Regions from separate parts of the Mus musculus genome. Here region 2 is linked to region 1. A link is a loop called in an ENCODE intact Hi-C map of the cell type or tissue named here. Cell type or tissue: left cerebral cortex. All regions are shown on one strand.

Region 1 (5,000 bases):
ACAGCTGAAGTTAGCCTGTGGAACTGTGAATGGTGGCCCTACTGTCCCATCTGTCTGTCTTGTTCCCCTTCCCTCCCCTTCTTTTTTTTCCCTCCCCTTCTTCTTTTTTTTTTTTTATTTTTAATATAAGATTTATTTATTTAACGTATGTGAGTACACTGTAGCTGTCTTCAGACACACCAGAAGAGGGCATCAGATCCCATTACAGGTGGTTGTGAGCCACCATTTGGTTGCTGGGAATTGAACTCAGGACCTCTGGAAGAGCAATCAGTGCTCTTACTCACTGAGCCATCTCTCCAGCCCTCTTCCCTTCTTTTTAATACCTTCTCATATCCCAGCTGGCTTTGAACTTGTGCATGTAGCTGAGGACGAGCCTGAACTTTTCTGATCCTCTTTGCCTCCCCTTACATGAGTGCTGGGACTATAGGTGTGTGCCACCAGGCCTAGCTTATGCTGTGCTGATTGAGCAAGAGTTTTGCTGCATAGAATGCAAGCATTCTGCCAACTGAGCTACACTCTAGTCCTTTTAAAATTTTGAGGTAGAGTTTTGCAGTGTAACTCAGGCTAGCCTCAGAATCCTTCCAGTATCCTTAGCTTTGGGACTACAGATGTGCATATCCTAACCTCATCTAGCCTCTCGAGGATTTTGTTGTTTACATTGTTGGGGATTGGACCCAGGGCCTCACATACTGGGCAAGGTGTTTGTTCTACCACTGAGCTGAGACTCTGGTCCTTATAGAATTCTATCTTGAGACCAAGTTGTCCAAGCTATGCGCTTCTCAGGCTAATCTCAAGTTTGAGACCCTGCTGTGTAAGCCTCTGGAGTAGCTGGTTGTCAGGATGTATCACCACAACCTGACTTCTTGTTTCCCAGTGGCTGCTACTTCTGCTTCCTCCTCCTCCCCCTCCTCCTCTTTCTCCTCTTCCCCTCCTTCTCCTCCTCCTTTTTTAAAGATTTACTTATTTTATATATATATGTGTGTGTGTGTGTGTGTGTGTGTGTGTGTGTGTGTGTATGCAGTCTTCAGACACACCAGAAGAGGGCATTGGATCCCATTGCAGATGGTTATAAGCCACCATGTGGGTGCTGGGAATTGAACTCAGGACCTCTGGAAGAGCAGTCAGTGCTCTTTCCAGCTAGTGGTTGCCTTTTATGGGGAAGTTTAGCCTTTTAAGCGGGGGTCCTAGAAGAAGGAGAAACTGCCTGTCAGTCTTCCACAGCCCTGAAGGGAACTGCTATTGTGGGATCTGGCCCCTAGCTCCCTTAACAAAGGGAACCTACCACCTCTAGGGCACTGGTGACTGTCTGGCCTCCTTTCTCAGGGTGATAAGCACAGACTGAGCTGTATCTTATAAGAAGCCTTTGTCAGTGTCTGTCCTCTGGGGTAAGGCAAATGCCAGTGGAAGATGGTCCCATCAGGCGCACACTGTGTCTGCTCCATTTGTGAGTCCAGCAGGGTGCAGCAAACAGAGAATCAGAAGCTGTAGGATAACAATCTACTGGCAACGGGTACCTCGGAAGTGCCAAGCCATATTAATTGTTCCCATCTAGGTGTGGTATCCTAGTTACAGTTCTGGGAACTACAAACATGCCAGATACGGTCCTTACTGTTTTACAAGCAGTCGCTTATTTACTCTTGAAGATAACTCAGTAAATGAGTTACTTGTTTTACCTACTTCAAAATAAGCATCCAGGATTTTTCATAGGCACCTGTAATTTAACACTTTGAGAGGCTGCATCAGGGTGATGTGAACCTGAGGCCAGCCTAGGCTATACAGTAAGACCTTGTCTCAAAAGCACATGCCAGAACCAAGCCAGGTATGGTGCTTCTGCCTGTAGTCTGAGCACCAAGGCAGTGGGATCATGGATTTATGGCTGCCAAGCGAGAGACCCTGCTTCAAAATAAACAGACACACAGATGTAAATAACAATAAAGCTAGAGAAGTGAGAGTTACCTACTAACATTGCAGAGCCAGCTAAATCTGAACCCAGGCTCCTGTGGTTGTGAGTCTTGGCATGCTGTCCTGTATTATGGGCGTGTCATTTAACCCCATTTCTGCTTCTGCAACGTGAGCCATGCACTTGCTAGTGTCAGATAACCTTGAAGTCTTCTTGCCATCCCCAGTGCAAGAGCGCTGTCAACTCCATGCCTTAGGTTCCTGCTGGCAGGCTGTGGAGCCACTCTGCCCTCTGCTGGTCACTGCTGGTGCTGGCCCAGGCCTGAACTGCCTGTGATGTCTCAGGAAAAAGATTGTTTATCCAGTTTATCTCTGAGGAAACCACAAACAGGCGAGCCACTGAAGCTGGCTGTTGAATGCTGACTGGGGCCTGCCTGACAGAGAGGAAGGACAGACACCTCTTCCCGTTGGAAACTCTGGGATGTGGCAGCATGTGACCTCAGTGTGCTTTAACCTTGCACTTTGCTTTGCTTGTAGACTTTAGGCAGGCAGAAGGGAAGAGGTGGAGGGAGGGGGCGGGGCAGCTATCTTTGAGCTCACAGATTGGTCTTCCTCTGCCACTAGAGTGCTGAGATTAAAGGTACGCAACACCAGACGCAGCATACCTCGAACTTTCTAGGTAACTAAGGATGACTGAATGAAGAGATCGTGGGGGTGGCACATGCCTTTAATCCTGGCATTCAGGGGGCAGAAGCCAGCGTGATCTACATATCCAGTCCAGTCAGGTATATGTAGTGAGACCCATTTCCAAAAATAAAAATAATAAAAAAGCACTCTGAAAATTCCACAGTGGGTATAGTGCAGAGGCACAGTGCTTGCTTCTCATATCCAGTGTCACTGCTTGACTCCATGAGTCCTCTGCTGGTGAAGGCGCTGAGATTAGGCCCTACTGGGGATGCAGAGGTAACGTTCTAGCCCAGTTCCATAACTGACCCAGAAAGCCAGGGACAGCAGAACCCAACATCCCTGACTCTGCACTGCAGTCTGACCTCCATTCATTCTGGCTCCTGTGATACGTGCTCTTAATGATGTAGCAGAGAGGACAGCCTGGTTGATCAGTCTGTTCACAGGCTCCTCTAGCCTTCATCCTGCGTGGCCTCCCAAGTGGGCCATGTGGGTACAAGTGTGTGGGTACAAGTGGCTGTGTGTCTCCAATCCAGAATCTAACTCGCCTGCCTCTGAGTGCTAGCATGAGCCTCATGCACACAACCTCATATGATGGCTACACCAAAAATATTGCATAAGGTTACCTTTAGGCTGAATGTAGCAGGGTAGCATGAAGCATAAATGAACTATAAGCCTATAAGATTATGTTCATATTCCACGAAATTGAAAACTCTGCAATAGTTCTGAGCCTGGGCATTTAGGTTGCGGGCTACTTAGTTAGTGGTGGCAGTGGTCGTGGTGGTAGTGGAGGATAGAGGATATGGTTATGGTATTGGCACAGAAAAGTGAATTAGTGTTCCTGGACAACTGTTGGAGTCCAGCTGAAGGGACTTAAATCACAGCTTCCTGCTTTATGCAAAGGGCTGTCTTAGTTAGGGTTTTACTGCTGTGAACAGACACTATGACCAAGGCAAGTCTTATAAAAAAACAACATTTAATTGGGGCTGGCTTACAGGTTCAGAGGTTCAGCCCAGTATCATCAAGGTGGGAGCATGGCAGCATCCAGGCAGGCATGGCACAGGAGGAGCTGAGAGTTCTATGTCTTCATTCAAAGGCTGCTAGTGGAAGACTGACTTCCAGGCAACTAGGGTGAGGATCTTATGCCCACACCCACAGTGACACACCCATTCTAACCAGGTCACACCTATTCCAACAAGGCCACACCTTCAAATAGTGCCACTCCCTGGTCCAAGAATATACAAACCATCACAGGGGCTAATCCCCACCAAGGAGAGCTCTGCAGGTTAAAATCGGTTGTACATGCAAAGTTCCTCACAACCTCATCCACAATCTTCAGCTTCCTGTGCCAGGATTGTCGGCCTAAACCATCACGTCCGGCTTTGTCACTTTTGGCTTCTTGGCTTCTATGACATCCACACACGCTCTTGTTTCCCTCCAGCCTCTTTGGTCATTGCAGGTTTCTTTTTCTCCCAGGCCTGTGGTGAGGCCCTGTGGTGCACTCCTCTCCCTGAACACTCTGATTCCTGCTGTCCACGACACACAGACCCTGAAGTGAGGGCCTCCTGCCCCAGCGCCCCTCTGAGCTCTAACCCAGCATGTCCTGCCAACTACCTAACACATCCCTTTTGTCGTTCTTATATTTTCAAATGGAGTCTCACAGTATTGCCCAGATTGTTTTCAAGTAATCATTGTGCCTCAGCCTCCTAAGCAGCTGGAACTCACAGGCAAACACTGCCATGGCCCACTTTAGTATGTCATTCAGATATCTTCTAGATACATTAGACTCAATTGGGACTTGCAATGGTCTCCCTTAAACTGGCTCCTCACCCACTTTAACCAGACTTCCAGAATGACAGACATCACCATCCCACATCTGCCTGTGTCACAAGTGTCCTTGGTGCCTCATGCTTTATAGCCCAGCCTGTCAGTTTTGGTCTGTTTATTTATATTTCCCTCCTCCTCCTCCTCCTCTTCCACCTCCACCACCACCACCTCCTCCTCCTCCTTGTCGTCGTCTTCTTCTTCTTCCTCCTCCTCTTCCTCTTCCTCCTCTTCCCCTTCCTCTCCTTCCTCCTCTTCTTCCTCCTTTCTTTTTAAGATTTAGTTAGTTGGGATTTTGTTGTTGTTGGTGGCTTTTGTTTTGTTTTGTGAGACATGGTTTCTCTGTGTAACCTTTGTTGCCCTAAAACTCACCCTGCAGACCAGGCTGACACCAACCTCACAGAGATCGTCTGCCTCTGCTTCTCAAGTGCTGGGATTAAAGGTGTCCATACCATACCTGCGTAAGATTTATTTATTTTTATTATTTTTATTTACGTGTGTCTGTATTAGTGTATCTACCACATGTGTGGAGATGTCCTTAGACACCAAAAGAAGGGGTTGAATCTCTTGGAGTTAGAGTTAAAGATGCGCGT
Region 2 (5,000 bases), 250 kb before region 1:
AAACAAAAAGCCACAGGTAGAACCTGCTGCCTTGGCACATACCTGTAATCCCAGTTTCTTAAGAGAGTGAAGCAAGAGTGTTGTGAAGAGCCTGAGACATGGCTCAGAAATTAAGAGCACTGTTTGTTCCTCCAGAGGACCAGGGTTTGGTTCTGATCACTGGCATAGACCCTCTTTTGACCTCCATGGCATCGACACAGTTGCTCATACACACATGGAAGCAAAACATTCATATACATATTTTTTAATTAAAGAGGATTGAGTTCAAAGAAAACCTAGCAACACATTAAGAACCCATCTCCAAGAAAAATTTCTGTACTTGAACAGCAACAAGAATCAAAGTTAAGTTATAGCCGGGCAGTGGTGGCACACACCTTTAAACCCAGCACTTGGGAAGCAGAGACAGGTGGATTTCTGAGTTGGAGGCCAGCCTGGTCTACAGAGTGAGTTCCAGGACAGCCAGGCCTACACAGAGAAACCCTGTCTCTTAAAAACCAAAAAAAAAAAAAGTTATAATTCTAGACTATTAGACTAGTTTTTATCTCTACAGCTTTATCTCTAGTTGTCATCCTGATCCATCAGGCATTAAATTTTAGACACAATAGATGAAATTAGATCTAACCATTGATCCAGGAAATGGAATAAAGACAGACAATTGAACTCATCAAGTGTTGAATATAGAGAACGTGGGGACCCATATGCTCATTCTCTCCATGTGAAGACCACAAGAAATTGACTTCAGTCACAAGTACTTGCTGACATGGTCAAAAGATGATGATGGTCTTTAGAACTACATCTGAAGTGCACTGAATTAGCATTTTAAATCAGATTACCTTGTGCTACCATAATTATACTGTAGCACATTCTGTATAGACCCTACATTATTCATTTTCCACTGTAATCATTTAAAGTATACTATATGAACATGTTCACATGCACAGGAGACTAATCCAAGCCACAGGGTCAGCATGGAGTATTGAAGCAGGCAGCCTGTGGTGAGAGGAAGAGACTGTGCCCACACTCTGGAGAAATCGAGTCACAAGTCACATTGCCTCTCAGTTTTTCCTGGCTCAGAGTGTTCACTCCTACTTCTAACCCCCAGCCACTTTGGGATTTTCCAATGCATCTAACTACGGGAAACTTAACAATGATACCAAACTGTATGTGAAAAGGACTCACAAAACCTCAAAGCTATAATAGCAGACATCTTTGGCTTCTGCTGAAAAGTAAATTGATACCAAGTTGTTCTTAGCTCTTTGCCAAGTGCATTGCTGTGTGCTCATACATGAGGCACCCAGAAAGGAAACAAGGACTCAAGCTGTGTTTGTATATCTGCCTGGAAATAGAGACCTCTCCCAGTTCTGTCTTTTAAGGCAAAGAGCCCCAATCAAATAGCATTCTATCCTAACAGCTTCCCTCCCAGAGCCTCATCTCATCTGTGTGCACCTATTTCATGATAACTGGATACTCTTGCTTCAGTTTCAAAAGCAGAGTGTGATGGACCAAAATATAATCCCAGTGACTGAGGAGGCAGAGGCTGAAGGATAATGAGTTTGAGGCCAGCTTGGGCAAGCAACAGAGAGACCCTGTTGCAAAATAAAAGTTATAAGAGGATGAGGATACAAGTCAGGAGAACACTTGCCTAACATAAGTAAGAGCTAGCATATGTGAGAGCCTGTGTCTGATGCACAATATACTTCAACAGAGAGAAGATGAGGCAAAAGTCACAATCCACCTGTACTTCTGCACCGGCTTTACCCCATGTCAAAATATATGAGAAAAGCAATCCAAAAGAAGAAATGTTTTAGTCCATAGTCCCTTGACCCTGTCACAGAGTCTGAAGCAAAAGGACACCACCAGTGTCTTTCTGCTAAACCCCAATCTCCCAATAGCCCATTTAACTATGAATTCATCAATGGTGTTGCAATCTTCATGAGCAAATCACCTCTCAAAAACACCACTAGCTGGCCATCAAGCTTTCAACATACGAGCTTTGGGGCCCACTTATATCCAAACCATAATGCATGCTTACTTCTCTCATTTCCTTATATTTCTTCCACTTAGAAAATGAGTGAAGCAATAGCAGCAGCCATCCTCCAGACGGGGCGATTGTTCCAGAGTCAGTACCACGAGCCACAATTCTCAAGCCTTCTTGCCCACCAATGCCGGACTTCCTCCAAGCTATGAGACAATCAAAGAGGAGTACGGGTGACTGAGCTGGGGGAATCCAACAACTCAGCTGTTGTGAGGACCACCGTGATCAACATGCCCAGAGAGGTGTCGGTGCCTGACCATGTGGTCTGGTCCCTGTTCAATACACTCTTCTTCAACACCTGCTGCCTGGGCTTCATTGCCTATGCCTACTCTGTGAAGTCGAGGGACAGGAAGATGGTGGGCGATGTGATTGGAGCCCAGGCCTATGCCTCCACTGCCAAGTGCTTGAATATCAGCTCCCTGATCTTCAGCATCCTTATGGTCATTATCTGCATCATTATTTTCTCTACCACCTCTGTGGTAGTCTTTCAGTCGTTTTCACAAAGAACACCCCATTCTGGATTCTAGCTGCCCTGTGCTCCAAGGTCCACATCTGCCCCACCCCCCACCCCATCCCCCACCCCAGGCTGAAGCCTAGACCCTTTACCCTATGCATATGCAAATGTTACCTTCACATATCTGTCCACAGTGGATTCAATAAAGTGCACGTGGTGGCAACTCTGAAAAAAAAAAAGAAAAGAAAATGAGCAAAGCATACATGGGCCTCCAACATGGGACAAGAAACCATTTCTATATTTCTATGTGCTAGGTCTAAACAGAGAGGATATTCCAGTGTTGGCTGTGTTCTCAAATCCTGTAGGGCTCACTGTTTCGTACCCATGCACGGTAAAATTTCATGTGAAGAAAAAGCATCCAATATCTGTCAAGACTCAAAAGATAGATGGCTCTGCAGATGAAAACACCTATTTCACAAACTTAAGGCCTGAGATTGATTTCTAGATCCCATATTTTAAAAACTGAATGTGGTGGCATACATCTGCCCTGGCACTCCTATTATAGAATGGGGGGCAGAAATAGGAGAATCTCTTGGAAGTTCATTGGCCAGCTAGCCTGGAATATGCAATACAACAAAAACAAGAGAAACCTTGCCTCAACAAGATGGAAGGAGAGACCTGACTCCCAAAAGTTGTCCTCTGACTTCCATACATATGTCTAGCATTCATACGTATGCATGCATACACAGACACACACACTCACACTCACACACAAATAATAATAAGAATTTGAAAGCTTTAAATTCAGAGATACACAGCATTACCTCTGGGGTAGATTTTCTTCCACAGCATAGGAAGTTTCTCATGTTCTTGTAGTAATACTTACAGGTCATTTAATTCTACTCAGAGTACACTTACTCCCATACCATCCTTCACACACATCCCAACCCCAGTCATTATGACTTTCGAAAACTGAGAGGCCTTGCCATGAGAGTCACCACATGGAGGCTTCTCTGTATATTATTGAACACCATGGCTGCTTTTTCCTTTTGGTATCAATATCTCCCCATCTCTGTCTCCTTGTTTAAAACTCTTCCACATCCCTGAAACACTAAGTTCTTCAGGACTTGGCCTGGATAGGAGGCAACAATATTGACCTCCTTCTGATGGGACCAAAAACAGAGGTTTCCGGTCCCAGAAGATATTTAAATTTTTTTGTTTGTTTAAAAAAAGAAAAAAGACATGTTCTCACTGTGTAGGCAAGGCTGGCTTGAATATAGTACTGTGGACCAGACTGGCCTTGAACTCACAGAGATCTGCCTCTGCTTCCTAAGAAGTAGAAGTAAAAGCATGCATAACCTTGCCTAGCTTATATTTGCTTTTAAAGACTTGCTATGCTATATTAGATAAAGAAATTCTGCCTGGAAAAAGGAGGCACCAATCTAAAGTTCTATAGCTAGGAAATGGCCAAGTTAGATTTCAGAGGTGCTTGATCTAACCTGATATTTCTTACTCAGTCATCAGATACCATTATTGGAATAACTTTAGAATACATTAAATGGGAGGGATTTGTGGGGGTGGGACTAAAAGGAGAGAAGGGAGGGGGTCTGTGATCAGGATGTAAAGTAAATAATAATAATAAAAAAGAATACATTATACATTCCCCAGGTCCACACTGGCCGACAGAATGATAAAATATACACAGCATCTGTATACTTTAAATATTCCTAGAAGCTCCTAGAACTTCTGTATGGCATTTCAACAACCTCATAATATTGAATGTTGCAGACAGGCTCTGTCTCTTCTCCAGTGGTCTATGTCTTCTATTGTTCATATTTGCCATGGCACAGATTATTCACTGAGTGGTGTAAACAACAGAAATTCATTTCTCAAACTTCTGGAGCATGAAAATCCTGTGGTGATGATGATGATGATGACAAAGTCACTTTTGTTTCTGGTGAAATATTCTTCCTAGCTTGTCGGTAACTGCCATCTCAGCAATGTCCGGGTGTGACTTTCCTTGATATATATAAATGAAGATTTTTTTTTCTGACATCTTTTCTTTAAAATGTCACTAGTCCTATTGTGTCAAGATGTCACCCCTTCTTCCTCAGTTAATCTTTATTACTTCCTTGAAGTTTCATCTTCAAATACAATCCTTCTGGAATACATCTTCAACATGAATGTTGAAAAACATTCAGTTTATAATACTATTGTTCCATTGAAGTGTTACTTTCACCACTAGTTTTAACCAATGGTGGCTGGCAAATATGGTCAGATGTCACCCTATGGCTATGTCAGATTATATAAAACTATTGTGATACTATATAATCATAATATATGTTACCATATTCTATTGCATCTTGCTAGCATATTCTAAAGGTTTTCTTTGATGGTTTATTAAAGAAAGTTGTCATGTTAGAAAAGAAATGAGTGACCTCAAGGAGCTCGCAGTACCTTCCAACCAAAGGATATCAAGAAGCTGGAGCTCTTTCATACAGCAACGGGGAA

The links. Hi-C counts contacts between places; a loop is a spot of excess contacts. Peaks named below come from ENCODE experiments on the same cell type or tissue, not always from the same donor. Only the 100,000 strongest peaks of a DNase experiment are listed, where the experiment ranks them.
Region 2: it touches region 1 in a loop (3.0-fold over the local background); 1 of 42 quality-filtered maps calls a loop at or near these places.

Annotation. Positions count from the first base shown.
Region 1 is chr11:3,384,447-3,389,446 of GRCm38, reverse strand. All of the region lies in intron 2 of Limk2 (LIM motif-containing protein kinase 2), which reads left to right. Among named protein-coding and RNA genes, the nearest start is that of Gm51879, 13 kb to the left of the region's middle. In left cerebral cortex, a CTCF peak has its summit at 2,191 (motif pointing left); a DNase peak (open chromatin) is centred at 2,186; H3K27ac peaks cover 342 bases.
Region 2 is chr11:3,630,574-3,635,573 of GRCm38, reverse strand. It overlaps the pseudogene Gm11951. Among named protein-coding and RNA genes, the nearest start is that of Tug1, 16 kb to the left of the region's middle. In left cerebral cortex, a CTCF peak has its summit at 2,073; a DNase peak (open chromatin) is centred at 2,111.